Regions from separate parts of the Homo sapiens genome. Here regions 1, 2, 3 and 5 are each linked to region 4. A link is a loop called in an ENCODE intact Hi-C map of the cell type or tissue named here. Cell type or tissue: heart right ventricle. All regions are shown on one strand. Links, peaks and the distances in the headings refer to the core of each region. The heading gives the core; the rest is flanking DNA.

The links. Hi-C counts contacts between places; a loop is a spot of excess contacts. Peaks named below come from ENCODE experiments on the same cell type or tissue, not always from the same donor. Only the 100,000 strongest peaks of a DNase experiment are listed, where the experiment ranks them.
Region 1: a loop joins it to region 4, with 3 times the contacts of the local background. A loop is called at or near these places in 30 of 110 quality-filtered maps.
Region 2: it touches region 4 in a loop (6-fold over the local background); 30 of 110 quality-filtered maps call a loop at or near these places.
Region 3: it touches region 4 in a loop (2.7-fold over the local background); 34 of 110 quality-filtered maps call a loop at or near these places.
Region 5: a loop joins it to region 4, with 2.9 times the contacts of the local background. A loop is called at or near these places in 42 of 110 quality-filtered maps.

Annotation. Positions count from the first base shown.
Region 1 is chr4:41,434,608-41,440,472 of GRCh38, forward strand. It overlaps a transcript of LIMCH1 not described here. Among named protein-coding and RNA genes, the nearest start is that of LIMCH1, 100 kb to the right of the region's middle. In heart right ventricle, for the core only: no CTCF peak of the experiment used is centred there; no DNase peak of the experiment used is centred there; H3K27ac peaks cover 5,000 bases.
Region 2 is chr4:41,641,058-41,646,922 of GRCh38, forward strand. LIMCH1 (LIM and calponin homology domains 1) reads left to right here. Exons shown (of 32, transcript NM_001330672.2): 15 at 3,443-3,569; 16 at 5,066-5,223; 17 at 5,428-5,836. Among named protein-coding and RNA genes, the nearest start is that of LIMCH1-AS1, 49 kb to the right of the region's middle. In heart right ventricle, for the core only: CTCF peaks have their summits at 3,372 (motif pointing left) and 3,580; a DNase peak (open chromatin) is centred at 3,364; H3K4me3 peaks cover 498 bases; H3K27ac peaks cover 2,164 bases.
Region 3 is chr4:41,415,990-41,421,854 of GRCh38, forward strand. It overlaps a transcript of LIMCH1 not described here. Among named protein-coding and RNA genes, the nearest start is that of LIMCH1, 120 kb to the right of the region's middle. In heart right ventricle, for the core only: no CTCF peak of the experiment used is centred there; a DNase peak (open chromatin) is centred at 2,602; H3K27ac peaks cover 4,619 bases.
Region 4 is chr4:41,356,368-41,362,198 of GRCh38, forward strand. It overlaps a transcript of LIMCH1 not described here. Among named protein-coding and RNA genes, the nearest start is that of UCHL1, 100 kb to the left of the region's middle. In heart right ventricle, for the core only: a CTCF peak has its summit at 2,880 (motif pointing left); DNase peaks (open chromatin) are centred at 4,294, 4,864 and 5,068; H3K4me3 peaks cover 1,568 bases; H3K27ac peaks cover 3,444 bases.
Region 5 is chr4:41,425,033-41,430,897 of GRCh38, forward strand. It overlaps a transcript of LIMCH1 not described here. Among named protein-coding and RNA genes, the nearest start is that of LIMCH1, 110 kb to the right of the region's middle. In heart right ventricle, for the core only: no CTCF peak of the experiment used is centred there; a DNase peak (open chromatin) is centred at 2,481; H3K27ac peaks cover 4,619 bases.

The sequences.
Region 1 (5,865 bases), core at 243-5,242, 78 kb after region 4:
CCAAGTTCAGGAGATTCTCCTGCCTCAGCCTCCTGAGTAGCTGGGATTACAGGTGCCCACCCCCATGCCCGGCTAACTTTTGTATTTTTAGTAGAGCCAGGGTTTTGCTATGTTGGCCAGGCTGGTCTTGGACTCCTGACCTCAGATGATCCGCCAGTCTTGGCCTCCCAAAGTGCTGGGATTACAGGCGTGAGCCACCATACCCAGCCCTGGATACTGTCTTGATGAACAGAAATCTGAGTGACTGAGCATGGTGTCTAAAAAGACTGAACCTAAAGGAACTGTTTAATTTATTGCATAGGAGTAAATATTTGCCAGACTTTTCTACAGTTGGGTCTCCCTTTTTCCAATAGTCTGAATAAAGTCTTCCTATGGATGTTAATATCTTAATCCTTAGAGCCTCTGGCTATATTATCTTATATGGAAAATGAGACTTTGCAGATATGGTTAAATCAAGGATCCTGAGATGGGGAGATTATCCTAGGTTATCTCAGTGGACCCTATGTTATCACAAAAGTCCTCATAAGAGGGGGACTGGACATCAGAAGCAGAAAAAGAGGAGATTATCCAATGTTATCCCAGTGGACCCTATGTTACCACAGAAGTCCTTATAAGAGGGAGACTGGATATCAGAAACAGAAAACGGAGAGATGATGATGGAACCAGGTATTGGAGTGATGCATTTCGACGATGAAGAAGGGACCATGAGCAAAGGAAAACAGGTGGCCTCTAGAAGCTGGAAAGGGCATGGAAAGCCTCCTGTTCCCCGTGCCGAAGCCTCCAGAAGGAAGGCAGCCCTGCCAACATCTGGACATTAAATTTCCTACCCCTAGAACTGTAAGAGTCAATTTGTATGGTTTTAAGCCACTAAACTTAATGTGGTAACTTGTTAGAGCAGCCACAGGAAACTAATACACCCTTCTTGTCCTAAACCAGTCACTTAGAAACATTGAAGCTACAATTTCTTTGCTCATTTGAGTGCAGAATAAAGCTAATAGAGTTCTATTTTATTTTTTCTCCCATTCATTTTCCTAGTAAGATATTATTTCTGACTATTTGATGAGCAAGAACATTGAGGGGTAAGGAGTGAAGTTCAGTAACTTTGCCCAGGTTGAATGGTTAATGATTGAGCAGGATTAATCTAAGCTGCAGAGACACTGTCTGGGAACATCATGCAAGATCAGGGTCTCATATAAAAATGTATTAAGTAGAAGTTTATATACAGAGTAAGCTTTCGGTATCTCAAAAATCTTATTTCTGAAGTCCTATATTGTAGCAACTTATTGACATGATGATTCCTATAATAGAAATAATAAAACAGTTGCCACTACGTGACTCAAATTGTCCCCTCCTTATTTTGAAGACTTCACTCAGCTTCTCAAGAAATAACCAGTGTACCATATTTGTTCCACTTTCAATGATACAGGCACTTTTCAATTCATTTATTACTTTTGTAAAGTTTAGTTCTAATAAAGCTCATAGAGCCATAAGAAAATCTCTTTAAACCTTGTTTTTCTATTAAAAAAATACATTCTGGGTTGTAAATTAGGAGGCCAGGAATTCTTGTTCCCTCTTTGGAGGTGATTGTGGTGGTGGTTTGAGCTGTCTCCTTGCCTAGATCTAGGTACCTGGACTCCACAACTATTCACTGTTCGCACTTCTCCGCCTGTGTAGAGATGGCATGACATTTGTCTGAACATGAGTATACCTCCAGTTTACCTCTCCTTGAGCTTTTCTGACTTAGAAAAGTGAGCAGTTGCCCCCACCGAAGGGTCTGGGGTTGCAGACTTACTTAGGGTCTGCTCATGGGTCTGGGGCATTAAAAAATAATGTCCATATGTTGGGGACAGCTTGTATTAAGAATAATCTTTGTGAGCCAGTTAATGCTGTGAGAGATTTTTTCCTGACATTGTCATTGTGCTATTTGCAGCACAAGTTCCAACAAAACAACTTTTCCATTTTATCATCGGGATTGTAGAAGCAGCATGTAAAGTGATTAAAATAATGGCACCAGGGCAATCTGTGTGACAGATGCTGTCAGGACTGGAGACAGAATGCAGAAATTTCCAAATTTCTGTGTGTACTCTTTGGTCCTTCCCAAGGAGCCTTCGTGTGTGTTTCAGTCCTTGTGGAGGATGGGAAACTAGGATTTTGTCAGCGTCTGGGTATATATTGGAAGTATGGAGCTGGTTGAAAAAAAAAATTTGCGAAGGAGATATAAAGCAGAAAATTAGGGTAAAAACACATGGTTTTTGTCTGGTCTTTTGCATTTCCTGTGTGAAAGGTGAATCCTTGAATCTGAAAATGAAAGCCATCTCCAATGTCTCCTAGGTAATATGTCAAATACTGTCACGGACCTCAGATCCCTTTCATTGCACTCTTTGTTATTTCTGAATGTGAGCTTGACACACAAATCTTCTTTTAAGAAGGCTTTCCAGAAGGCCTACTGTAGCTGTGTGCATGCTTTAAAATAAAAGTAAATCCCTTTCTCACTTAAACAAAACAAAACAAAACACCAACCTATTTGTGTCCATGAAAAATATCTTTGCATGTCTAGACAGTAGTGCTGATCGGCTGCCTTTTGTAAGGAAGGGATACAGAAAAACTATTATTCTCCCCAGAAACCTTGTAAGGTCCTACGTGACCCAAGTGACCTCTCACTCAACTAGTGAAACAGGAGCCAGAAGTGTGCAAGGAGCCTGAGCTGGAGCTTGATGCTGATGTTATAAATCAGCCTTGGCATTACTGGGCTTTCCTGTTTTTAGCCAGCAGTCCTTGGGGACTGTTGCTGATTGAGAGTGAGAAAGATTTCTGAACCATTGTAAGTGGTGACACTGACATATCATTAGGCTTCCACCCAGATGGCATTTGTAACAGATAGAAAGGAAACTGTAGTGGAATTAACTTAAAGAGGAAAGAATTAAAGCACAATTTTACAGGCATACGTAGCATGGGAAGGATCCAAAGGGAACTTTTATTTGCTGTCTGCTTTTGCTAGATACTGTGCTTGGTGTGTTGTAGGTGGACTTCAAAATAATGAGAAAAGGTTTTTGTTTTTCATTTACAGAGTGGCCAGGAGGGCCCTATGCCTGCTAGTTGAAGTTATCTGTGTTTACCTCTCTGTTTCATGTAAATTCAATTTTTTCCCTCTTCTTCTCCTGGGCATCTTCTTTTTTGTTTTTTTTCTTTTGGTTTGTTTATGACTGTAAGTCATTAAAGCAGTTCCCAAAAACTGTTCTTAGGTCTTTAGCTGTTGTTGGATGCAGTTGAGAATTTTTTGCTTTCACAATGGCCCAAAGTAAATTGTCACATGTGGTTTAAGTCTGGACCCTGCAGTGACCACTGGATTATCATATCCATATCCATTCCATGATGCACTGAATTTGTTACTAAAATATCTTCTACCTGGAATATGAGAAAGTGCTGGGGGCATTCATTGTTTTATTGCAGGATAGCTGTTTTCCCCAATCAGCTACCTTTTTTTTTCTACATAGCTGTGGAACAAACCACATCCAAAGCATATTCAAGTGTGTGATTGACCCTCATATTGAACAGATATTAAAATTGCCCATTTCATGGCATGAGGAAGCTGCTCATTGAACAGAGATGTACCCTCCATCATCCATATCTGCAAAGATGAGAGAATGGAGGTTCAGAGAAGTAAAGGAACTTGTTCAGGCCACATCGTCAGGTGAGTAGTGGAGCAAAGACTCATACCTGGTCCTGTCTGATTACAGTGCTTGTGCCTTTTAATTTTTCTTTTCTTTTCTTTTTTTTTTTTTGAGACAGAGTCTTGCTCTGTTGCCCAGGCTGGACATAATCTCGGCTCACTGCAGCCTCCATTTCCCAGGTTCAAGCAATTCTCCTGCCTCAGCCTCCCGCCACGACACCTGGCTAATTTTTGTATTTTTAGTAGAGACAGGGTTTCACTGTGTTGGCCAGGCTGATCTTGAACTCCTGGCCTCAAGCGATCTACCCGCCTCGGCCTCCCAAAGTGCTGGGATTACCAGCGTGAGCCACTGCGCCTGGCTGGCTTGTGCCTTTTTATTACAGAGCTTTTCAAACTTCTGCAGTGAAGGACTATTTTTTTTTTTTGTTTTGCTTTTGTTTTTTAAATTTCCAATCCGCTGTAATACAGGGCTGACTGCACAGGATCAGCATGCTGCTTGCATCACATGCACCTCGCCCAGGCCAGTTGGCCAACACCTAAACAGATTTACATCTTGCTCAGCAAGATGAGTCCTGCCATCACATGGCTTGGATGTGGTGGCGATGGCCAGACTGCTGTAAATGTGGATTATCAATCCTGTAATGTACAATGCCATGGACCAGCAGTGATCAATTCACAGATCATGCTTGAAATAATGCTGCTTTGGTTTAAGGGTGAGGGGAGCATCTGTCAGGGAAAAGCCAGACTCCTTTGACTAAAGAGAAGCATTGGGAGTGCAGTTGGGAGGCTAGGAATAGAATATGTGGAAGATGTACCCTTCAGCGTGCAGATGGTGTGGTTTTCTTATTCTCTCCAGGACAAACTTGAATTCCAGCAAGTCATGTTCTGATTCAGTACATGCAGATTTTTGTTCTGAAGTCAGATGGGGACATAATTGCAGTGTCCACTATAGGAAAAACACCAAGTGATTTCTAATACCTACAACAAGCACAATTTGCCTGGTAGAAAGGGGCTCAAAAAGGGGAGGGCAGGCCAGCGCCGTGGCTCATGCCTGTAATCCCACTTTGGAAGGCCAAGGTGCATGGATCGCTTGAGCCCAGGAGTTTGAGACCAGCCTGGGCAACATGGTGAAACCCCCATCTCTATAAAAAATACAGGAATTAGCTGGGTGTGGTGGTGTGTGCCTGTTGTCCCAGCTCAGGAAGCTGAAGTTGGAGGATTGTGTGAGCCCTGGAGGTCAAGGCTGCAGTGAGTTGTGATTGTGCCATTGCACTGCAGCCTGGATGACAGAGCAAGACCCTGTCTCATTAAAAAAAAAAGAATTAAAAAATTTCTTAAAAAAGTGGGCTGGGTGCAGTGTGTCACGCTTGGAATCCCAGCACTTTGGGAGGCTGAGGTGGGCAGATCACGAGGTCAGGAGTTAGAGAACAGCCTGGCCAACATGGTGAAACCCAGTCTCTACTAAAGATACAAAAAATGAGGCGGGCATGGTAATGTGCCCCTATCATCCCTGCTGCTCTGGAGGCTGAGGCAGGAGAATCACTTGAACCCGGGAGGCAGAGGTTGCAGTGAGCCGAGATCATGCCATTGTAGTCCAGCCTGGGCGACAGGGCAAAACTCCATCTCAAAAAAAAGAAAAAACAAAAAGGAGGAGGGCAACATCCTTGCATGAGTTTCTCCAGAAAACTTTATTAATTCACTTGGTGATTTGTTCTGCTTCCTTACTGAACATCTCCTGTACACTAGGCATTTTGCTTGATGCTTCATGATTAAGGTAGTATTCCTATACTGTGTAATTTACAGCTGCTGGAGGAAAGGAAGAAGTAACAAGAAGACATTTTAAAAATTATTAAATAAACTTGAGCATTAATTTTATTAGTTTCCCCTCTATAATTAACAAGTTTAACAAAAATACTGTTTAATGCTTAGTTATATCTTTTCTAGGTGATTAAATAGGGTCTTTGTAGTAATTTTATTTTTAAGGGCTTTAATCAGGAAACTAGTATCTAACTAAAACAATGTTTCTATGAGAAAATCACATTCTACAGAAATATTTTTGACTTCAATGCTTTCCTCAAGAATAAAACCTGTCAGAAGTGTGAATACTGCCTGTACTTAGCAGAGCAATTTGTTATGTGAACCAGTATTGGTAAATGTCCCCAAATGGTACCATTGGGTTTCTTTGGCCTGAGATA
Region 2 (5,865 bases), core at 526-5,525, 280 kb after region 4:
ACAATTTCCAGGCCCTTGGGGTAATTCCATCCCGGCCCTCAAAAATGCCAACCCACCACCAAGGGAGACTCCTGGACTCTGCAGCCAGGAGCCCTCATCCCAACAGCCCAAGGGCATAGACGTAGGTACTGAGGAGCACAGGATTAGTCCAAGTCACATTAATATTCTGGAAGCTGGCCATCTCCAGGATCCCATATCCGCCAACCCCCATCCCCAGACACACACCTCTTCATTTGGGAGGCCAAGTCTAACCTGAACTAGGGAACATGTTCTGAATGACAACTCAGCCCATTTTCTTTCTAGTATTATCAATTCTCAACTTCTTAATTTTTTTTTGAAAATGGCATAAATATATCACTCATAGGTTTGTTATTTCTTTTTTGGCCAGTTTGCTGATATTTCTTAAAAAAAAAAAATCTTGAGAAAAAAAATCATACAGGTTGAGCCTGCCTTATAGAAAATGTTTGGAATGAGAAGTGTTTCAGATTTTGAACTTTTTTAGATTTTGGAATATTTGCATATACATAGTGAAGTATCTTGAGGATGGAACCCAAGTCTAAACATGAAATTCATTTATGTTCCATATATACCTTATACATATAGACTGGAGGTGATTTTATACAATAGTTTAAATAATTTTGTGCATGAAACAAAGTTTTGGCTGCACCCCATCACACAAGGTCAGGTGTGGAATTCTCCACTTGTGGGGTCATGTCAGCATTCAAAGAGTTTTGGAGTTTGGAGCATTTCAGATTTCAGATTTTTGGATTAGGGATGTTCAACCATGTACTTCCTGGTACATGAAAGGGCAAACGAGTTTCTCCTTTTATTTAACTAACTGGCTTCTGGCCACATTTGGGCTGAGCTAGTTAGAGCTTCACAGTGGGAGTAGAGATGGGAACGCAGGACAGACAAAGGTAATTCTTAAGGTCTGCTCTCATTTTCTCCATGCCCATTGGGTGAGATAATCAAATCCCAGATCCTGGAGAAGGCTGCCATTTTCTTCTTGGGGTCCCAGAAGAAAACCTGGATCTATGGCCACCCATAGTGGCCTAAACCAAAATTCTGACCTGTAGATATTATAGATGGCAGAGTTGAATGAAGGGACCTCTTTTCTCTCCCATAATCTACAAACTACTTAGTGGGATGGTAAGAGGGTCCCAGCTCAGAGAGGTTTAAGTCTTCTAAGATCTTAGCAAAGATTATAAATCACCTTAAAAGATGAACTGACTAGATTGAATATTTTAAAAGTAAGATTTTTTTTTTTTAAACTGTGAGAGGAAGAATGGGACGAATTTTTGTGTCTTTCTGGAAGGCCTGCTTAAGTGAATTTTGATCCATGAAGTTTAAAAGCATGGGTTAGACTTTTCTACCTAATCCTGCAAATTTCTTAATCTTTCTTAGATACCATTAATCAATAGTCTAAAATAGATGAAAAATCACAGCCCTTCTCCTCTATCGAGGACTACAGTTTCTTTCTTTTTCTTTTCTTTCATTCTTTATTTTATTTTATTTTTTTGAGATAGAGTCTCGCTCTGTCACCCAGGCTGGAGTGCAGTGATGTAATCTCAGCTCACTGCAACTTCTGCCTCCCAGGTTCAAGCCATCCTCCTGCCTCAACCTCCCTAGTAGCTGGGACTATAGGCGTGTGCTAGCATGCCTAATTTTTTTTCTTTTTTCTTTTTTTTTTTTTGTATTTTTAGTAGAGAAGGGGTTTCACCATGTTGGCCAGGCTGGTCTTGAATTCCTGACCTCAAGTGATCTGCCCACCTTGGCCTCCCAGAGTGCTGGGATTACAGGCGTGAGCCACCACACCTGGCCCAGCTTATTTTTTCTAGAAGCCACAGCTGCTGAAATCAACATTCTCCACTGAATACATGGAGGCAGCATTATGCAATGGCTTGTCATATCCATGCTAATAGAAACCTCAGCTAAGAGTCCTTCTGTGCAGCCAGATTATTAGAATACTCTTGGGGAAGACAGGTTACAAGTACAGTTTTTCAGTTTAGTTCTCTTAGACTTAAATTGTCCAACATCTGGAGAGCAGAGAGAGGCACTCACACATTTATACACATTCCTTTTGAGTGGATTGAAGGGAAGGTGGGCAGCCATTGCTTTGGGGGTCATCTTCCAGACAGCTGCCTGCTAGGGAGCCCTTTGCATTCGGCGATGCTGCTGCTGTTCATTGTCTGGCCATGGGAGTAACAATTTTGGACATCATTGATGATGTCTGGAATTCTTTGGTGTCTAAGTGCATGGTAGTTTTTTTTTTCTTTGTGTTAGGCTGGTTTCAAAAATGGACTGTCACCATATTTTGTTGCTAGCACTTAACAGTGAGCTTTTAAGAGCCCTCTATGTCTTGAATTTTGGGCTCCATAGCCCACTTGTCCCAAAGTGAGTCATTTCTTTGAAAGAAAAATAAAAGGAGGAGGATTTTGCTTTGGTTTCTATTTCTGTTTTCATCTTGCTGCTTCAGCTTTTGCTGTAACAAAGGTTTATGTAAGCATCACAAAAAAGGCCCTATGGTCTTGCACAACATTTAATAAGCTCCTATAAAACATATAAATTATATGTATGCACAGTCTAAGAGTTTTTTAAAGACTGATTTCCCTTGCATTTTTCTTTTAAAAGAGATATTCAGAGTTATCCTGACAAAAATTAAATGACTGTGTGCATATTAGAATACAAAATATATACCTAATTTATGTGTTTTACTCCTTACTCTTGTTATAAAATGCCTTGTTTTCTTGATTCCAAGATGCCATCAACTGCACTATCAATTACAGCAGTTTTACAAGAAATAAAAAGAAATGATTACAATGAACATATACATCAGCCATCCATAGTTGTCAGATGCATCTAAAATTCAATAAAATAAAATAAGAAAAAGTGAGTGTCTTAAACTTAAGGCCAAATGATATTTTTTTGGAAATGGAGAAATTGCCTCCATTCACATAGGAAGCCTTTAAGCCAGCTTTCTACACAAAGAAGCATTTAACGTAATACAGTTTTACTTCATGGAACACCGCCCTCTTTCCCCACAAATTCTACCCAGGTTATACCTTTTAATTATCTTAATTTTATTTTTTAAATGCATTTCCAAGTGAGAGGAGCCTGGGGCTTCAAATACCATTTTTCTAGCTCTTCTTTAAACCTATTTTGGCACCTACATATAAAATGATATTGACCCGATTCAGTGACATCACTGAAGACAAAGACGGTCACATTTTGGCGTTTGCGGCAAAAGGAGGCGGTGGGGTGCCAGCACGCCCACCGCCCGCCCAGGGCCAGAACACACCGCCAGTCACGCGCTGTGCGCAGCCCGGGAAGGGGGCAGTTTTCCAAGCCCGGTAGCGCCCCCACGCGGCAGGACGCCCAGGCGCGCGGAGACGCGACGGGCGCTGATCGCGGTCCCTCTTGTGTTCGCTCTCTCCACACTCAGGAGCACCAGCATGTTTGACATGCGGTGTGAGGAGGAGGCCGCGGTGCAGCCGCACAGCAGGGCCCGCCAGGAGCAGCTGCAGCTGATAAATAACCAGCTGAGGGAAGAGGACGACAAATGGCAAGATGTGAGTTGTGGCCAAGGCGCGCGGGCAGCGGGGAGGCTTCTGGCAGCAGAAAATCCAGCCGGGTGGGTAGACGTGGACTTGAAAGCCATGCGGGGAAAGGGAGCCCCTAGAGGGTTTCAAAAGGTGACACGGTAAATGTGGGACTCAAAGGAAGGTGAGTAGCAGCGTGAAGGTATGGAGTGATGGCCCAGACATGTAATCAGCAAACACCCTGGCCAGAAGCTTGGTCACAAAAGAGGGGAGGGGAGGCAGGAAACTGGGATGGGTTGTAGAATTGAGGCTGCACTATCTTCTGAGGTTATATATTTCAAATTGATCATGATGATGATGGTAGTAACGATAACAATGACCAACATCAAATGTGTACCAGTACCAGGCATTGTTCTAAGTACTTTGCATGCATTCATTTAATCCTCTTAGTAACTCAATGAACTAGCAACTCTTATTGTCCTCGATTCCACAGACGAATCCCAGCACAGCTGTCACTTGCTGAACGTCACATAGCTAGCGAGTGGGGGAGCCAGGATTAGAACCAGGGAAGGAAGGCTAAAGAGGCTGATGAGGGCTTTGAGATTGTGTGCTGAGAGCCAAAGCGGGGAGAGAGGAGGGAGAGTGGATTATTTCATTTAATTCTCACAAAGCACTCTGGAGGTAGCTATTGCAAACTTGACTCCACCTTTAGTTTAAAAAGTTAACTTCTCCAAAGTTCATAAAATATAGTAACAATTATGTCTAAAGTATCTTGAGCACTTACTATGTGCCTGGCACCTTACGTCTATTTTCACATTTAACCCTGCAAGCTTGTAAGAATAGGTGCTATTATCATCATTTTAGAGAGGAGGAAATGGAGGCACAGGGAGACTAAGAAACATGCCTGAGATTCCAAAGCATGGAAAAGACAGAGCTGGGATTATTTCCCACAGCTGCAACCCCAACCATCTGCCTCCAGAATCCTCACTCTTCATCATTATGCTATAACTACCTGTAGGATTGTGGTGAGGTTGTTGTAAGGATCAGATGAATTAATACATATAGAATCACCAGATCTAAAGACTCCAAAACAGTTTTTTTTCTGCCTTGACTGCCTTCCATGTGGAAACTGTAAATGAATCCCTACTATTCTATTGTCAGCAAATCTGTTCACAATGCAGAGGTTATAAATAGGAAGGAATGAAGTTTCTTACAGTTACCTTGTGAGGCAATTCTCTGAAATTTGGCAACTGACATGAAATGTGATTGCATATTTCACACTGCCATATTTAAATAAATGTGCAGCCCTGCTATGGATACTGTAGATAATATCTGGATGTTTCTGCCTTTGAGGCATTCCAGTTCCAACCAGACTTACATTGGATTGTGTGGGAATGCACACGATGTTATAGTGCCTGGGCCCATAGTCAGTTCTCTAAAGAGTAGAAATGACTAAACTCTGAAGAATAGAAATGGAATTATGCACAAGTCTGAAGAAGAATATTATATCTTTCTTTCCCTGCCAGGACCTGGCTCGTTGGAAGAGTCGTAGAAGAAGTGTTTCTCAGGACTTAATCAAGAAAGAGGAAGAAAGGAAAAAAATGGAGAAGTTACTGGCTGGAGAAGATGGGACAAGTGAACGAAGGAAAAGCATCAAAACCTACAGAGAAATTGTTCAAGAAAAGTGAGTTCTTTCTGTTGTCGTTTTTAATGTACAATATTATCTAGGTGTTTTTTTTTTCTAAAAATTATTGGCTGTCACAAAGGTTCTGATAGTAACATTTTATATTCCCTGTACTATCTCTTCAGTGCTACCTTCGTTTCTACCAAGGTCTTCTTTGCAATTTTCATTAGTTGACTTTGTTATTGCTTCTCCCATGTCCTTTAGAGAGCGGAGAGAGAGAGAGCTGCATGAAGCATATAAGAACGCTCGGTCCCAGGAGGAGGCAGAGGGGATCCTTCAACAGTACATTGAGAGGTTCACCATCAGTGAGGCTGTTCTCGAACGCTTGGAGATGCCAAAAATTCTGGAAAGAAGCCATTCAACAGAGCCAAATTTATCCTCCTTCCTGAATGACCCCAATCCCATGAAATACCTGCGGCAACAGTCACTGCCTCCACCCAAATTCACTGCCACTGTTGAAACCACCATTGCTCGTGCCAGTGTTCTGGATACCAGCATGTCAGCAGGCAGTGGGTCTCCAAGCAAAACTGTCACTCCCAAAGCAGTGCCTATGCTGACACCCAAGCCTTACTCCCAGCCCAAAAATTCTCAAGATGTTCTGAAGACCTTTAAGGTAGGACAAGTTCCTTAAGAGTAGAACCA
Region 3 (5,865 bases), core at 263-5,262, 60 kb after region 4:
GGAATAACTTGCCCACCGATTAAACTGTGAGTTCTTTGAGGGTATTTTATGTATAGTACTCAGGCTGGCGCTGAGTACTGACTTAGTAAAGATTTGTTGAGTGATTGTGTGACCAGCGTCAAGGTGTGGCTGTAGGCTTACTTTGCTGGGTGGTTTTGGGCAATTTATTTACTCTGAAACCCAATGAACCTCACACCTGATTTGTCTCCTGCAAATAGCTAATGTGAGCTCAAATGAATAAATGTAAATAGTTTCTGTAATTTCAAAATGCCAGGCAATAGAAGATTTTAAAACCTGGTCACGATAATAACAATAATATTGAAACCCAAGCTATAATATTTACCCTGGTATGCTTCATAATAGTGAGAACTGGAAACAACTGATATTTTCTGTGGCTCACGCTTGTAATCCCAGCACTTTGGGAGGCTGAGGTGGGTGGATCACTTGAGGTCAGGAATTTGAGACCAGCCTGGCCAACATGGTGAAACCTCATCTCTACTAAAAATACAAAAAAAAAAATTAGCTGGGTGTGGTAGCGGGCGCCTGTAATCCCAGCTGCTCAGGAGGCTGAGGCATGAGAATCTCTTGAATCTAGGAATTGGAGGTTGCAGTGAGTCGAGATCATGCCACTGCACTCCAGCCTGGGCAACAAACTAAGATTCCATCTCAAAAACAAAAAAAAAAAAAAGAAAATTTTATCACTAGGTTATTTGTTAAATCACTGATGCTACACACACACAATATAGTATTAGGCAGCTGATAATATTTACTGAATGTTTAAATTATGTGCTGTTCTACTGTGAATGAACTGGTCTAGGCAAACCTATCCCCAAAGGCCAAGGGAGCTGACAGGCCAAAGAAAGAAGCTGACAAACCTAGTTTCTCAGAAAGAAATAGGGACTTACAAATAGAACCAGTGTCTCCGGCAGCTGAGAGATGGTGGATCCCTGCACTTGGCCTGCAAAAAATATCTTTACATAGCAAGCTTTTAGGGCAAAGACATGTGCAACTGGTCATTTCTAAGACTTTTTTGTGAAATTTGTGACTTTTGGGGAGGTTAGATACCCATCTTTATGAGGGGTTATCTGTGCTATAGGCATTGCTTCTTTGTGAGGGGTTATCTATGCTATAGGCATTGTTTCTTTGTGAGGGGTTATCTATGCTATAGGCATTGTTTCTTTGTGAGGGGTTATCTATGATATGGGAACACATTGGTCATCACAGAGGTTTTGTTTCAAGATCGAGTCACTCCGGGTGAAAACAGCCTGTTTTCCTGCATGCACCAGGCCCTGTTCTAAGCATTGAACAAATATCTCATTTAATCTTTACAACACCCCTTTGAAATCCAGATCCAGAGTCCTCAGTTTACAGATGAAGTAGAAACTGTGTGACTGGCACAGGAAGAGGTGCGCTGTTTTGGGCATCAATCAGAAGCAAGCTGAAGAGCCATTTATTAAGCATAGGAAAAACAACCCTGATAGGCGATCCATCCAAGAATTAGTAGTCGTTATCTCTGGAGACTAGATTTCTGAGGGAGTTTCTTTCTACAGGGAGTCAGTGTTGCTCTGTTGCCCAGGCTGGAGTGCAGTGGTGTGATTTTGGCTCACTGCAATCTCCACCTCCTGGGCTCAAGTGATCCTCCCACCTCAGCCTCCCAAATAGCTGGGACTACAGGCACGTGCCACCATGCCTGGCTAATACTTTTGTATTTTTCTGTAGAGATGTGGTTTCACCATGTTGCCCAGGCTGGTCTTGAACTCCTGGGTTCAATAGAGCCGCCCACCTCAGCCTCCCAAAATGCTGGGATTACAGTTGTAAGCCACTGTGCCCAGCCTCTAGAGGGTATTTTAAAATTTGGTTTGAAAAATTTTTTTTACAATGAGCATGTATTATTTTATATTTAATGAAATAAAGCAATAAATGATCATTCACTTTGGAACTATCCATTTTCTTAAAAAGAAGTAGCCAAGAAATGAAATGTTAACATAACTGAAATGTTAATGTAATTATTTGTCATTTTGGCAATGAAAGTTGTTTAATTCGAGCTAAAATAGTGCATTTGAAACAAAAGAGAGCTGCCCCTACCCACTACTTTTCTTGTTTTCTGGGTCTCAGCAATTCACTTGCATTTGACTTTCATTTATCATATTTGTGAGGATAGGTGAAGTTTTAGCGAATAAGTCATGTAGTATTAAATCTCAGTGACTGTAAAAAAGACTACAGCTTTCCAGCCAGAAATGCCTCTTTCCATAAGGGAACAAATTCTCTGACTTTCAAAAATTTAATATAACAAAAGACTCTATTCTAGATTGTATGGAAGTTGTAAATTTTAATTACATCTGCGTTTTTCTCCATTCACCTGGTGTGAAGAGGGAGGGACTCAACCTGGGTGAGCAGCTATTTAAGCATCTGGCACAGGAATCTTGGTCAGCCACATGCATGTACAGGACTATAAAAAAGTCCAGGTTTGCGTTGGGAGTCCATCACTAAGTGTTTATGTGCCAGTGAAGTCACCAGGCCTTCAACACCCACAGCCAAGAGCTGTGCCGAGAGAAGCAGGCTGCCGCTCCTGCAGTCTGGTTGACAAGCCTCCGTGCCCGGCACCTGCGCCTTGTTGCCTGTGGGATTCCAACTCTGATTGTTGCCTCAGAAACTGTTGTTACCACAGAACTTTCTCACACTCACTGGCCCAGACGTTTGCAGAATTCCAGGGCTAGTGTGTGGTTAGGCAGCCAAATTCCAATTTTAGAATGCTGCTTGTGACCATGAAACTCTGTTAACTCAGGCTTTTAAAGGGCTGACACGGTGAGAGATAGAGAGAGAGAGAGAGAGAAACTGTGTTGGGGAGGAAACAGTATGAAGATGAACAAACAAGCAATTGTTTATTGTTCTCAACTAGAGAACAAACATATATTTTGATCTCCATAGGATATGAGTGTTAGCAGTGATAAAACATAGGTATTTGAAATGTGGAATGATGCTGGAATCTTAAGTCATCCACATTTCACAAAGGATTGTGTTAAAATTCTTTCAGAAAGGTAGAGGGCTTATTTCACTTCTGAATTTCCAGTCACTTCACAATCTGCCTCAGTAAAGTGTCTCAGAATTTTACATTTCTAAGTCACTACGTTTTGTTTTATTTTATTTTATTTTATTTTATTTTATTTTATTTTATTTCATTTTATTTTATTTAATTTTATTATTTTGAGACGGAGTCTAGCTCTGTTGCCCAGGCTGGAGTGCAGTGGCACAATCTCAGCTCACTGCAACCTTCGCCTCCCGGGTTCCACAGATTCTCCTGCCTCAGCCTCCCGAGTAGCTGGGAACACAGATGCCCACCACCACATCCTGCTAATTTTTGTATTTTTAGTAGAGACGGGGTTTCACTGTGTTGGCCAGGCTGGTCTCAAACAGGAGTTTGTGATCCGCCCACCTCGGCCTCCCAAAGTGCTGGGATTACAAGCGTGAGCCACCATACCCGGCCAAGTCATTAAGTTTTTTTTAATGCCTACAATAACCCTTTCTCCTTGTGAAGCTTATGGAAGAGCCTACATTTTCTTCCTTTCCTTTCCCCTTCCTTCCTTCCTTCCTTCCTTCCTTCCTTCCTTCCTTCCGTCCTTCCTTCCTTCCTTCCTTCCTTCCTTCCTCCTTCCTTTCTTCCTCCTTCCTTCCTTCCTTCCTTCCTTCCTTCCTCCTTCCTTCCTTCCTTCCTTCCTTCCTTCCTTCCTTCCTCCTTCCTTTCTTCCTCCCCTCCTTCTTTTCTTCCTTCCTGCCCTTTTCCCTCCTCTCCTTCCTTTCTTCCTCTCTGCCTTCCTCCTTTCTTCCCTTCCCTCTTCCCTCCCTCTCTTCCTCCCTCCCTCCCATGCCATTCTGACAGGTATTATTATCAGCATTGAGGATATAACTTCGAACCAGATGGAAAAGTTTCCTTGCCCTCAAGAAACTGACATTTTGGTGCAGATAAACAGATAATACATACTAAATAAGAACTTCAGAAATATTAAGTGCTATGAATAAAACTAAACAAGGTAATGTGATAGAGGGGCTGATAAATGTGGATGAGGGGGGCCTTCTACTCTTAATTGGGTGCTCTAGGCAAGCTTCTCTGTGGAGCTGGCCCTTCAGCTGAGACCTGAATGTTGAGAAACTATGGGAAATACTGTCAGCCAGACCTGAGGGCTTCCATTTTCCGTGTGTCAGTGGTGGCAGGTGGGGCAGGATGGTAATACCTACCTCACAGGATGATTGGGATTAACTGAGGTAACATGCCAAAATGCCCAGAATAGTGCTTTGGTACTTAATAGCCTTGAATTATAATAGTAGAACTTAAAAAGGTTCCCACCCCCATTTTTCATGCCTGTTGAAGTATTCATCATATCATCTGTATAAAAATCTGCCAGATATAGAGGTCAGAATAAAAGATCTATCAGAGCCATGCCTTGGATTCAGGGTGTAGGACCAGACAAGATGATGCCAGAATATAGCCCTGCCTCTTGAGATTACCAGTGGGGTTAATTATGTTCCTTTATTTGCCAACTTTATTTCAGGAGTTGGCTGGAGCTTGGTTATTTGATGGATGAGTTGGACATAGGACTTCCCAATATGAACCACGCCTTAGGTTGACTTAACCCGATTCCTCCTCCCCAAGGAGGTGAGATGCAGGGACCTCTGAAGGCAGGGCCAACGTGCTGGCCTCCGGAGGCCCTTGAGATATGCTCACATGCTTGGCAGGTCCTCCACTGAAATTCTCGAGTTCTGCTCTGCAGAGCATGGAAGAGATGGCTTTGGCCTGGAAATTTGATGGCAGGTGTTACCTTGTGGCTGCCAAGAGCTTGATGATAGAGATTCCTCATTGCAAGAACGCTGGAGAAAGCACATTTTACTGTATGTGGGCCAATTTGAATTTCTTCTTACTAGTTGGTAATTGTTGTAGGCTCTGCTTCAAAAAGGTGCATACAAGGCTTACTCAAGTAACACATTTGTAACTAACGCTTGAGTTTGTATAGCGTGTACACCTTGACCTGGATCTTTGGGCCTTACTGCAACCTTGGGGGTTGTTAGGGCCGGCCCCAAGAATCGTATCCCCAAGTAGTGTGGCATACTGGTTAAGGGGTATTGATATTCTGAAGCTAGACTTCCACGGGGTTGGATCCAGGTTCTACCACTAGCAGTGAGATCCTGGTTAACATATTTACCTACTCTGTGACTTGGTTCCTTATGGTAAAGTGGAGATCATTGTGCCCACCTCATAGGAGTGCTGTGAGAAGTGAGTTACTCTATGTAAGCTCCTTAGAGTCATACCTGGGTGTGAACCAAGACTTAAATGGCGGGGAGAGAGAGACTTAAGAGGTCAGATCGCTGATTCAGGTGAGCAGATTTGCAGAGTTGAGACTCAAACACAAGTCTGATTCTAAGTCTAGTAATCTTCCTACTTTTTCTTATGTTTAACAGTTATTGGTTATGATTTTAAAACATAAACTCAGAAAGAAGCATAGGAAGATATTTAGGATCCTAGTAATAGAATCACACACTATTTGAAGTAGTGGTACTGTTATCTCTCCTTTACATATGGGGAAACTGAGGTATATTGCAGTTGTTTTGCAATGACCTGATGTTACTTTGGTTGATATTTTTAGTATGCCATTGGTCTTTTCATTTCTGGATCCTAATTTTATAAGCAATGTAAAAAGCATAAGACTGAAAGTGTTATTTCCAATATTAAAATTAAATGAACTGTCCTGTGAGGCAAAACTATAAAAGAATACGATTAAAAAGATGAATTAGCAATTCAGATATCACAATGAGATTAGAGGCCAGGCATGATAGCTCACACCTGTAATCCCAGCACTTTGGGAGGGTGAGATG
Region 4 (5,831 bases), core at 269-5,268:
CAAACAAACAAACAAACAAACAAACAAACAAAATTAGCCAGGCATGGTGGTGGGTGCCTGTAATCCCAGCTACTTAGGAGGCTGAGGCAAGAGAATTGCTTGAACCCTGGTGGTGGAGTTGCAGTGAGCCGAGATCACGCCACTGCACTCTAGCCTGGGTGATAGAGTGAGACTCTGTTTCAAAAAAACAAAAACAAAAACAAAAAACCCCAAAATGTTACTTCATACCCCCCAAATCATGATAATCTCTGAATTGTGGGGTTTCTTCAAGATTTATTTTCTTCATTATATTTTCCAAATTTTCTCCAATGGCACATATTACTTTTATATTTGAAAGAACTACATTATAGAGAAATGAAAATATCATTTCACTAACAAAGTACTACGAAGTACTACTGAGCCATAGAAAAGAATGAGATTCTGTCATTTGCAACAACATGGATGGAACAGGAGGTCATTGTGATAAGTGAAATAAACCAGGCACAGAAAGACAAACTTAGCATGTTCTCACCTATTTGTGGGAGCTAAAAATTAAAACAATTGAACTCATGGAGATAGCAGACTGATGGCTACCAAAGGCTGGGAAGGGTAGTTGTGGTGGGGATTGGATTGGAAGTGGGGATGGTTAACGGGTACAAAAAATAGGAAGAATAAATAAGATCTAGTATTTGATAGCACAACAGGGTGACTATAGTGAATAATTTAATTGTAAATTTAAAAATAACTAGGCTGGGCATGGTGGCTCATGCCTGTAATCCCAGCACTCTGGGAGGCCAAGGTGGGCAGATCATGAGGTCAGGAGATCAAGACCATCCTGGCCAAAATGGTGAAACCCTGTCTCTACTAAAAATACAAAACATAGCCGGGCGTGGTGGCGGGCGCCTGTAATCCCAGCTACTTGGGAGGCTGAGGCAGGAGAATCACTTGAACCTAGGAGGTGGAGGTTGCAGTAAGCCCAGATTGAGCCACTGCACTTCAGCCTGGGTGACAGAGCAAGACTCTGTCTCAAAAACAAACAAACAAACAAAAACTAAAAGAGTATAATTGGATTATTTGTAACACAAAAGATAAATGCTTGAGGTGATGGATATGCCATTTACTTTGGTGTGATTATTACATATTTTATGCCTTTATCAAAATATCCCATATACTTCATAGATGTATATACCAGGTATATACCCACAAAAATTAAAAATTTAAATAAATAAAAAAAAACACAAAATTATTAGCTCCTAAAGGGCATAGTCTGTGTCCCCTTGTGGATTCTTCTGTATCTTCCACATAGTAGGTTCTTAACAACTATTTATGGATATTATTGATAGCAGCACTAGGTTTGAATTCTATTATGGTTCTAAGTCTGTGGGTCTTTGCTAGCGTGAATTTGTGATTGGTAAAAGCTCAGAAAAAGCAAATGTTACCTTATGATTATAAACCTTAAAAGATGTAAAATGTATTTTCACTGAAGGAAAAAAGTTTTATTTAAATGCCAATTTCAATGCCAGATATATTAGAGATATGATAAAATTTAATACTCATTTTCAAATGGATTTAGATATACCATCTGGGCTAGCTCGCTTCCCTTCCTCCTAGTTACTCCATGCAGTGGAACCTGCCTATATTAGCCCATTCTCACACTGCTATAAACACATACCTGAGACTGGGTAATTTATAAAGAAAAGAGGTTTAATTGACTCATAGTTCCACATGGCTGGGGAGGCCTCAGGAACTTACAATCATGGCAGAAGGAGATGGAGAAGCAAGTGCCTTCTTCACAAGGCGGCAGGAGAAAGAGAACAAAGAGGGAACTGCCAGACACTTTTAAGCCATCAGATTTTATGAGAACTCATTCACTACCATGAGAACAGCACGGTGGAAACTGCTCCCATGATCTAATCACCTCCCACCAGGTCCCTTCCTCAACATGTAGGGATTACAATTCAGATTATAATTCAAGATGAGATTTGGGTGGGGACATGGAGCCAGATCATATCACTGCCCAAAGCCATATATTGTATTAGTGTACCAGAGTCATTTTGTGGACTGTTTGCTTTGCCATGTTTCTTTATGGAAACAAGGTCATCTTCTGCCCACACGTCTTTAGCCCTTTCCCATGCTTGCCTTCTTTATCTCTTCTTTGTATACTTTTCCCTCCCTCTGTTTTGGACAGCAGGGTGGAGGTGAGGATCAGTGGTCTGTACTCAGCAACTGCTTGTTTGTCAGGTCCAGCTTTGGTCTGTTTACATTCAGTCCCCTTGTTCGTGCCTTTCACAATGATTCTGCTGGATGACTATATCCACCTCATTTTAGGTGAGGAAACTGAGGGACACACTGTAAGTGGGAGTCTGGACAGGACTGGTAAGACAGCTTGGTGTGCAGTTAGGAGCAAATCTGGCGCCAGGCTGTCTGGGCTTGAATCCAACCCTCCCTGTCCACCAGCTCTGTCCCCTGGTTTCCTCGTAGGGATGATAACAGTCCTATCTTACAGAGCTGGAATAAGGACTGAGTTAGTCAATTATTTGTAATGCACTTAGAACAGTGCCTGGCACAGTATAAGTGCCACGTAAGTGTTTTCAAAGCAAATAAACTAAAGCCTGTCTGACTCCAAAGCTGGTAATGGTGGAATTTGAGGCCTGCTTTTTGTTCCATTCCCCTATTATAGCAGCAGAATTGGACAAAGATTAAACTCGGATTCTGGATGGGGAACAGAGATTTAGAGGCTGAGGCACCCAGGGACCTCCAGCCACCGTCAGAAACCTCTTGTTAGCAGCCATTCTGAAGAGGGGAATCCATTAGCTTGAGGTTAGGCCAAGAATACTGAGCTCCTCCGGACCCAGCGCTGGGCTCACGTAGGTCAGAGCTCCCTGGTGGCCTACCAGGGTATACCCAGGCAACAATCTAAAAGGTAGTGTGTGCCCCCTCACCCGCAGGCGGGACCTGGCCTGCCTCTCCCATGCTATCATTCCCGCCTGGTGCTCTCCACACCAGCTCCAGTCTTGCTGGCCCGCTGTGGGCTCCTCCACGGGGAAGCTCATTCCTACCTTAAGGCCTTGGCATCCATCTGGAATTCTTCCCCCAAATTGTTACACAGTTAAATCTCCCTCACTCATGTCACCTCTTCAGGACATTTCCTTACAGACACCTTCCTTGATCGTCACTTGGGCTGTAGTGCAAAACAGAAGGCATGCTCAAGTGGGAGTGGCCAAGGAGAGTTTAAAGGAAGGGTTAGAAAGAAGTGAGCCGGATCGGGAGACCATTATGGGATGGGGAAGCCTTTACCATACCTAGGCCTGGGAGGTTGAGTGGGACAAGAGGAGATGAGGAACCTTCTGGAAACCCCCTAACCACCTGCAGGAAGGGACGAGATAAATAAATGCACGTCTCTCTTCAGCTCACTGACCATCTGCCTACCTCCCGTTAATGGAACCGCGACTCACAGGTCAGCCTCCCAGCCAAAAGGGGGGAAGGCTATCGGAAATTACCCCGCGCTTTTTCTTTCCATGTCATTATCTTCTCCTCTTTTATCTTAACAACACCCGCCACAATTATCTTCTTTTGATTTACATGTTTATTGTCTGTCCCGGCCCCCAATTCCCTCTACAATGTAGATACCTCGAGGGCAAGGACTTCCAGGTAGGGTGTGTGTGGGTAGGGTGTGTAGGGTGTGTGTGTGTGTGTGTGTGTGTGTGTGTGTTTCCATCTCTGCGTCCCCAGCGCCTGGCCCAGTGCCTGACGCATAGTAGGTGCACAGTGACTGTTGGTTGACTGCATCGACAGACTAGGACACAGGTAGCCTTCCTGGAGAAGAAAAGCTCATCAGGGTCGTTTTTCTTTTTCTTCTTACAAAAAGATCAGGTGGCTGTGTACTTCCCGGCGCCGGGCCAGGGGCTGCCCCGCCTTGCCCCTACCTCTGCGGCCAGGAAGGACTGCAGGTGCTGCGCGGCCAGTGCCCGCGCGTCCTACTGCTCCGGTGCCGCAGCGCCCGCTCCCCCGGGCCCGGGTGCGCCCCACTGGGCGCGCGTCTCCCATATGATGCCAGACCCATCCGCCCGCCCCTCAGCAGCCGGCGGGGCGCAGGGACGTGCGGGGCGGCCAGCGGATTCCCTCTATCGGGCCGGGTGTGAACGGGAGGGAGACACGCAGCGCTCGCTCCGGGTTATTTTTAGTCCGTAGCTGTGCTCCCCCTCCCCGGGGGCGGAGCGGCCCTCGAAGGTGGGGAGGAGAAGAAGCTCCCGGCGCCTCCGCGCTCGCTCCCGCGGGTCACTCACGGCGCGTTGGAGCCCGGGCGGCGCCGGGAACAGCTGCCGCGGCGTCCTCTAGCAGCGCGCGGCTCTCCCGGGACCTGCGCCGGCCGGGGGCGGGGAGAGGCGGGGAGGGGAGGCCGGCGGGCGGGAAGGGGCGGGGAGCGCGCTCCTGCGGCGGCGACGGCGGCGGCCGTCCTCATCCCGGCGCTTGAGAGGACGCGGGGCTGCGCAAATGGCTTGTCCCGCTCTCGGTCTGGAAGCTCTTCAGCCCCTGCAGCCCGAGCCGCCCCCCGAGCCCGCCTTCTCCGAGGCGCAGAAGTGGATTGAGGTAGGTGCGGGTGGCTGGCGGGCGGCCTTGCACTGGCGCCCTGAGCCACGGACCCGCGCACGCTCCGACCGCAGGTCCAGCCTTGCCTCCCCCCAACCGCCCCCACTTTCTTTTGCCAGCTGCTCCAGGTCACCCCCCCGGGCCTCGGCGAGCCGCGAAACCTTAGCGCTTTGGCATTGGAATCCCGGGCGAGGGTGGGCGTGAAAGGGGACACTGCAGTCTAGCTGCGCGCGTGAGGGCAGGAAGGGATCCCCTGCGCGTCCATCCTTCCTGCCCGCTGGCCTCGCAAATCTCAGCTAGCGCCGCTTCCAGGCGCTGCCAAGGGAAGCGCAGTGCTAGCAAAGCGTTGCAAAGGCGCAGGAAGCGCGAGCCCCCAGAGACTTCACCGGTGCTCGCATTTCGGGGTATCTTGCTTCTGGTCCCACATTTCGCCCCTTGTCCCCCTACCCCGCACCCTTCCGGAGCAGAGTTGGCAGTGTCTTCACGGAGGCGCATACCCACCGGAGCCTCTTGCTGTATTCCTGGCACCGGGTCAGGTGTGAGGCTGGCACAGTGCGCAGGGCGGGGGTAGCTTGCAAGACCCACCTGCGAGCACGCATCCGCATAGACGCTGCCCAGCCTTTGGCAACCCCCGCCCCTCTCCATCCCAAGGACTGCAGGGTCGGTTCCGAAGTACGGGCTACCCGGTCTGGTTGGCATATTTCACTTCTTAAATAACTCGTTGGCAGGCCAGGGAAATCACTGGAGCTCTCGGCTCTCAGTCCCGGAAGCGCTCACTGGGTGATCCTGATTCACGATGTCTATCAGTAGATGCAGCTTGGTAGCCCCGAGCTCCCGAAATGAACTGTCTGCGGGGTTCAGGACGCTTGAAGGGCATGAAGGGGAAAGGTGACCCCCTATGATTAGTGCAAGGAGCCTCAGCTTCAATGGGTGGCCTTTCTGGAGGCTTAGTGGAAGGTATGAATTTGGCCTTGTTTCCCTCAGTGACAAGCAGCCCTCTTTGCCTGGTAGTTCAGAGGAGGAAGTGTATCGCTAAATCATGACCCAGCAATGTTGAAGCTTCCAGAATTCCGCCTGTCACTTAGTGACTCCCCACTCCGTTCAGCATTGTGGTTCCCAAGAAGCTGCTAGAGTAACAAGAGCTCCACGTACAGATTTAAACCTGCTGAGCTTCCTGCAGAAACCACCCTCACTTAATGCTGCTCTCCTGCTCCAGCCAGAGACCTGTACCCTACAGGGTTAACCTGCTTCCCGCAAGCAAG
Region 5 (5,865 bases), core at 416-5,415, 69 kb after region 4:
ATCTCCTCCTTTATCAGTGCTTGAAGAGTGTGACATCGTTCATTGCTTTTAACAACCTGGGGTTTGGCCTGATACAAATTGGTTCTTAAACTAAGAAGGGCATATCTGTTTTCCTTCTGAACGTTTAAAAAGATTTTAAACATGGAACAGATGTAAAAAGTAATTTGCTTGTTTTAATACAGAGAGAGAATGACTTCTAATGGCTTCATGTCTGGGAAGGGTCTTGATCCCATGAACTGATCCTGTCTCATCTATTTCTTCCTTAATCCTCTTCTCTTGGTCTTGGTTTCCACCCTTGCTTTTCAGTATTCTCAGGCAGTTTTTCTTTTTTAAAGACGGAGTCTCACTCTGTTGCCCAGGCTGGAATGCAGTGGCATGATCTCTGCCCACTGCAACCCCCGCCTCCCGGGTTCAAGCGATTCTCCCACCTCAGCCTCCCAGGTAGCTGAGACTACAGGTGTGCACCACCACACCTGGCTAATTTTTGTATTTTCAGTAGAGACAGGGTTTCGCCATGTTGGCCAGGCTGGTCTCGAACTCCTGACCTCGGGTTATCTGCTGGCCTCAGCCTCCCTAAGTTCTGGGATTACAGGTGTGAGCCACCACACCCACCTGGCCTGGGTGGTCTCTTTCTTACCACCCCATCTCTTTTCTTTTGCCTGCTGCCTCTGCTACCTGCTTCTTTTTAATCAATTGTGTTCACTTTTAGTTGTTTACAATCAGTTGCCAATCTCTGAAAACAGTTTCCTGACAAACACATTTCTTCCCTCTTCCTGTTGGAGGCTTTTCTGTTTGGGATTCTGCCCACATATGCAGACACTTAAACTTCTAGTTTCATGGCTGTCTTAGAGGACTTGGGTTGCTGGGCAGCTGAGAGTTGGATGTCTGAGGTGCTGCTGTTTTAAGGAACATTTATATGCATGTGAGTGGTTTTGATTTGAAACTAAGGATGCTAACTATGAAATCTGAGAGAGTGAAAAGATTCTTTTTTTTTTTTTTTTTTTTTTGAGACGGAGTCTCGCTCTGTCGCCCAGGCTGGAGTGCAGTGGCGGGATCTCGGCTCACTGCAAGTTCCGCCTCCCGGGTTCACGCCATTCTCCTGCCTCAGCCTCCCAAGTAGCTGGGACTACAGGCGCCCGCCACTACGCCCGGCTAATTTTTTGTATTTTTAGTAGAGACGGGGTTTCACCGTTTTAGCCGGGATGGTCTCGATCTCCTGACCTCGTGATCCGCCCGCCTCGGCCTCCCAAAGTGCTGGGATTACAGGCGTGAGCCACTGCGCCCGGCCCGTGAAAAGATTCTTGTAAGATTCCAGGTGATTCTTAGTTCTTTTCATGGTCTGTATATGAGAAGTGTTTTTCTACATCTTTCTTTATGATAGTAATAGATGTTTGTAACAGTATAGACATTTCACAGGAGACTTTAGTTAAATTTAGGAATCATGACTTTATCCTGGCAATTTTACTTTAGAAATATTATATGCTTAGAGTAATTCAGATAACTCAGTCCTTTGAAGGTTCTCTACATATTACTGCCTTTCATATTTGAAGATAGATTTGGAAATGATTGTCCTCTGGGTGTAAAGAGTCCAATATATACTGCTGTTGTTTCCACACAGCATTGTCATTTCCTACCAGGGACTCTCCCTTTTAAACTTAAGAGTTGGCACGGAAACATTATTGCTCAAAAGAGCCACCCATTCCCGAGTGTGTTTGACAGGTCTTTGTAAACAAACTTCTTCAGCCTTGCTGAAATTAGTGGAAAAATCTAGGCTCTCATGTTTACAGTTGACGTGGGTTTTCCTTTCACCTAAAATAACCATTACAAGTAAGATACTAAGTAAAAAACATACTCATTTCTACTTGGTATATGAAAATAATATATGTTTGATGTATTCAGTGAAATTCCAGTTAACTCATAACTCTTTGAGGCCATGGATGGAGAGGTGGCATTATTAGTCTCTACCTCCAGTGCCTCACACAATTCCTGGGCACAGAAAGAGACATACAATTCATGTTGGGTCAATCAAAGAATGATTGATCATTGGCACCTCCTGATTCTATTTGGTGGTCAGAGAAAGTGGCAGGACTTAAGTTATTTTACATATAAACATTTCTTGCAAAATTTGGAGAGGATGTTTTGATGGCTTGAGATCTTTTAATTTCTTTGAGTTACTTTCATTGTCCTTCCCACCCCTTCCCTCTCTCCACTCTGAACTGCATAGGGCCTGCCTGCAGTGAACTACTCACTTCTTCTGACTCCAAGGAAGGCCATATCATGTGTTTTAAGTACCCCATAAAATTTATCTTCAAAGTAAAGCTTCCTTTGCCAAGCTCACAAATGATGGATTTTTGTTTTCCTTCGGCCTGAGGGTCAAAAGAATGGGCACTTTTGTATGTACAGTCTTCGGGGCCATTTCCTCCCTCCTATCCTACTGCCCTCTCCCTGTCTTAGGCAAGAAATCACTTGGTTCCGAGCAGTGACCTCCGCTGGGCCAGACAGTTCTGAAAGCCTTTGTGTGTTCATTTCCTTAAAGAAGTGGAAGGTAACATGTTTGAAAGCCGGACAGCTGTGGCCTGTTCCAAAACATCAATGTTGATTGTTTGTTTTTCTGGATTTTAACAAAGGAGCTTTTGCCAGGAGACCTTTGCACTCTTGCTTATTCAAACCCCAAATTACAAAAATACATAACAAAAATAAAACAGAAGCCAGACTTAAGGTTATCTTACCAAAACAGGACGTCTTCCTTCTTTAGATTGTACAAACACATGAGTTCCCTAGTTAAATTCAATCAATCATTCCTGACGGATTCAGCTAAAGTTTTGCTTTAACTCATACCACATTGTCTAGTCCTTAGAGCTTAGTTCTATTTCCTCACCTTGTTTACCTACAAAATGGTGCATCTATTTGGAAAAAAAAAAAAAAAGAAGAAGAATTTACTGGTTCCTTTTTACCTCTGTGTATTCAGCAATAAAAAAAAAATTCTCTGAAATGTGTGCTGGAGAATAATAAGCAGTTTTCCTTGGGTGGTCTTAACAGCTTAACAGATTGCTCTGAAATTGAAATCCTCAAAGATGATCTGTTCAAAGGAGGGGTGTCGACTTTCTCATCTTTTGGAGAGAGAGAGGGATGCAGCATTAGCTAGAGACAGTATGAGGTCGTGGTAAAGAACATGAACTCTGAGGCCAGTTGGTTTGGTTTCAAATCATCTGCCTCTTACTAGCTGTGGACCTTGGTTATATCACTTAACCTCACTGTCCCTCATCTGTATAATGGTAATAATAGTAGTACCTCCTCCGTGCTATCATGATTAAATAAGTTAATATCTCTAAAGCACTACATAATAAGTGCTGTGCAAGTGTTTTTAAAACACATGAAAAGGAAATAGAGATGAGATAATGTCAGAAGAGATTAGTGTTAAGCCCTTGAAGGGAGGGGGCAATTTCAAATGAGAAGAGCTGATAGGGAGTGGCAGAGAAAGCAAGTAAATTGGGGATTAAATGATAGACTATGCATTTGGCCATTTGGAGTTCTTAAGTAACTTCTAACTATTCAGAATGTGGCTTTAAGCAAGCCAATTTATCTCCCTATCGGTAAAAGGTGACACTTGGCTGGCTCGATATTCTGTTATGTGTCCCAGCCCCAGAAATGCACAGACTGGTTTCCATTTTTAGTGGAGTGCTGTGAGCAGAAGCCAGACTGAGATTTCAGGTTGGATTGAGGAAAGATGAAAGAGCTGACACTTGGTATCTAAGTCATTTCCTGGCAGTGAGTGAGAAGAGAGAGCATCGCTAATGGCAAAGCCAGGGCTGAGAGGCATGGGGTTGAGTTGCTGTGTGAAGACAGTCGCTCACTGCTGCCTGAAGTCTTCCATGGTTTCTTCTGTGATTTCTTCCTTTCCCATCTCAAGCATTTGATTCCCCTTCTTACTTTTTTTCTGACTGTTACTCTTTCGAAGTTGCCTGTGAAAGGGCCTCCTTGTTTGAAATCTCTTCTTGGGAAGGAAGAAAGTGGCATGCAGCAACGTAAATAGCAGGTGCAAATCCTCCAGATGAGTTCCAGCCGAGGGAGAGTGGTGCTTGAGTGGCTGTGCTGAATTCCTCCTCCCAACTTGATAGCAGATTTTTGATATTACAGTCCATCTGTGCACCATTTTTTAATGCGTATGTTTTTGTTTTTTGGTTTGCTTTATTCTCATTTTTTCCCTTGGGCTCTTTAAGTAGTCTTATTCTACAAAGCAGCATTTTTTTTCTTTTTCTTATTTGTGCTTCTAGTGCTCTGACCCATGGGTTTTTTTAAATATAAATTCACTTGCGTTTAGCCATAGCCACCGAGTGAAGGGTACTCATTTCTGAGGAACATACTTATTATTCTGGCATAAGCTATGTGAACAGACTGTTCTCTACAGATTTGAGTATCTTTGAGAGGTGCTGGCGACAACAATGGCATTTGGCAGCATGATGCTCTGTTCAAACAAATATTCAACTTGGTTTATATTAGCGTTTGTATCAGGCTGTGGTAAGCACAGTATTCTCAGATTTGAACCTATAAAGAATTATGGAAAAAGGATGGTGAGGTCCGCAGAAGTGGTCATGGCACTTATATTTTTCCAGTTTGCCTTTCTTGATTTTTCTTCATTAAATTTTCATTCAGTGTTTTTATCAGACAGGATGTGTTAGATGATGCTGCAGTAACAAATGATACCCAAGTCTCAGTTGCTTAAAGAAACACCATTTTCTTTATTGGCTATGCTACATATCCATGGAGGGCTGGCCTTCATGTAGGCCTTCATGTAGATGCACGTTGATAGATATCCCCCTGTCACCAGTTACAAGGGAAGGAAAGGAAACATGGTGAATCATGCACACTGTCTTGTGGGATTTGGCTTAGAAGTAATATTACTTCTGCTCATATTCATTGGCCAGTCAATGAAAGGCAAGTCAAATGGCCATGCCTAACTTCACATGGATGGGCAGGGAAACACAATCCTATAATGTTCTTGGAGGAAGGAGAATTGGAAATATTTGGTGAACAGCACTAAATTCCTAATACAGTATAGACGTTACGTAAGTCAAATACCATAATAGAGTCTAGGGGCACAAAGATGAATGGAGTGTATTCTAATTCTAGAGAAATTATATTTTTTGGGGGAAATAGCTTTATATAGGAATTTCAAAATGATGGTGATGAAGCTAAGATGTTTTTAAAACCATTTCTGTATTTTATTATATTTATCTATTTATTTTTTGAGACAGAGTCTTGCTCTGTTGCCCAAGCTGGAGTGCAGTGGTGCGATCTTGGCTCACCACAATCTCTGCCTCCAGAGGTTCAAGCGATTCTCTTGCCTCAGCCTTCCGAGTAGCTGGGACTACAGGCACGTGCCACTACGCCCGGCTAATTTTCGTATTTTTAGTTGAGATGGAGTTTCACCACGTTGGCTAGGATGGTCTCGATCTCCTGACCTCAAGATCTGTCTGCCTCGGCCTCCCAAAGTGCTGGGATTACAGGCTTGAGCCATCGGGCACCCTGCCCCCATCTCTGTATTTTAAAAGATTAGGAATGTTTCCTTTGTTGTTTCATTTCTCCAGTTTTTGTAAGTATGTTCCAAAAGTTACAAATAGCTACTAAATAATCTTCAGAACTTAAATATGATGAAGAAAAATTGGCTTTACTTAATTTTACATAATGTTTGGGTCCTTTCTTGAATCTTTATATGTGAAAGACATCATTTTTGTGGTTTTGCCATGCTTTAGCAGTCTAAAAATTGAATGTGCCTAAGGAGAATAACTTTTTTATTACATGCTGGCTTAAATCTCAGACAGAATTCCATTGAAAGCCAGTTGGTTTTCTGTTTTGTTTTTTTTT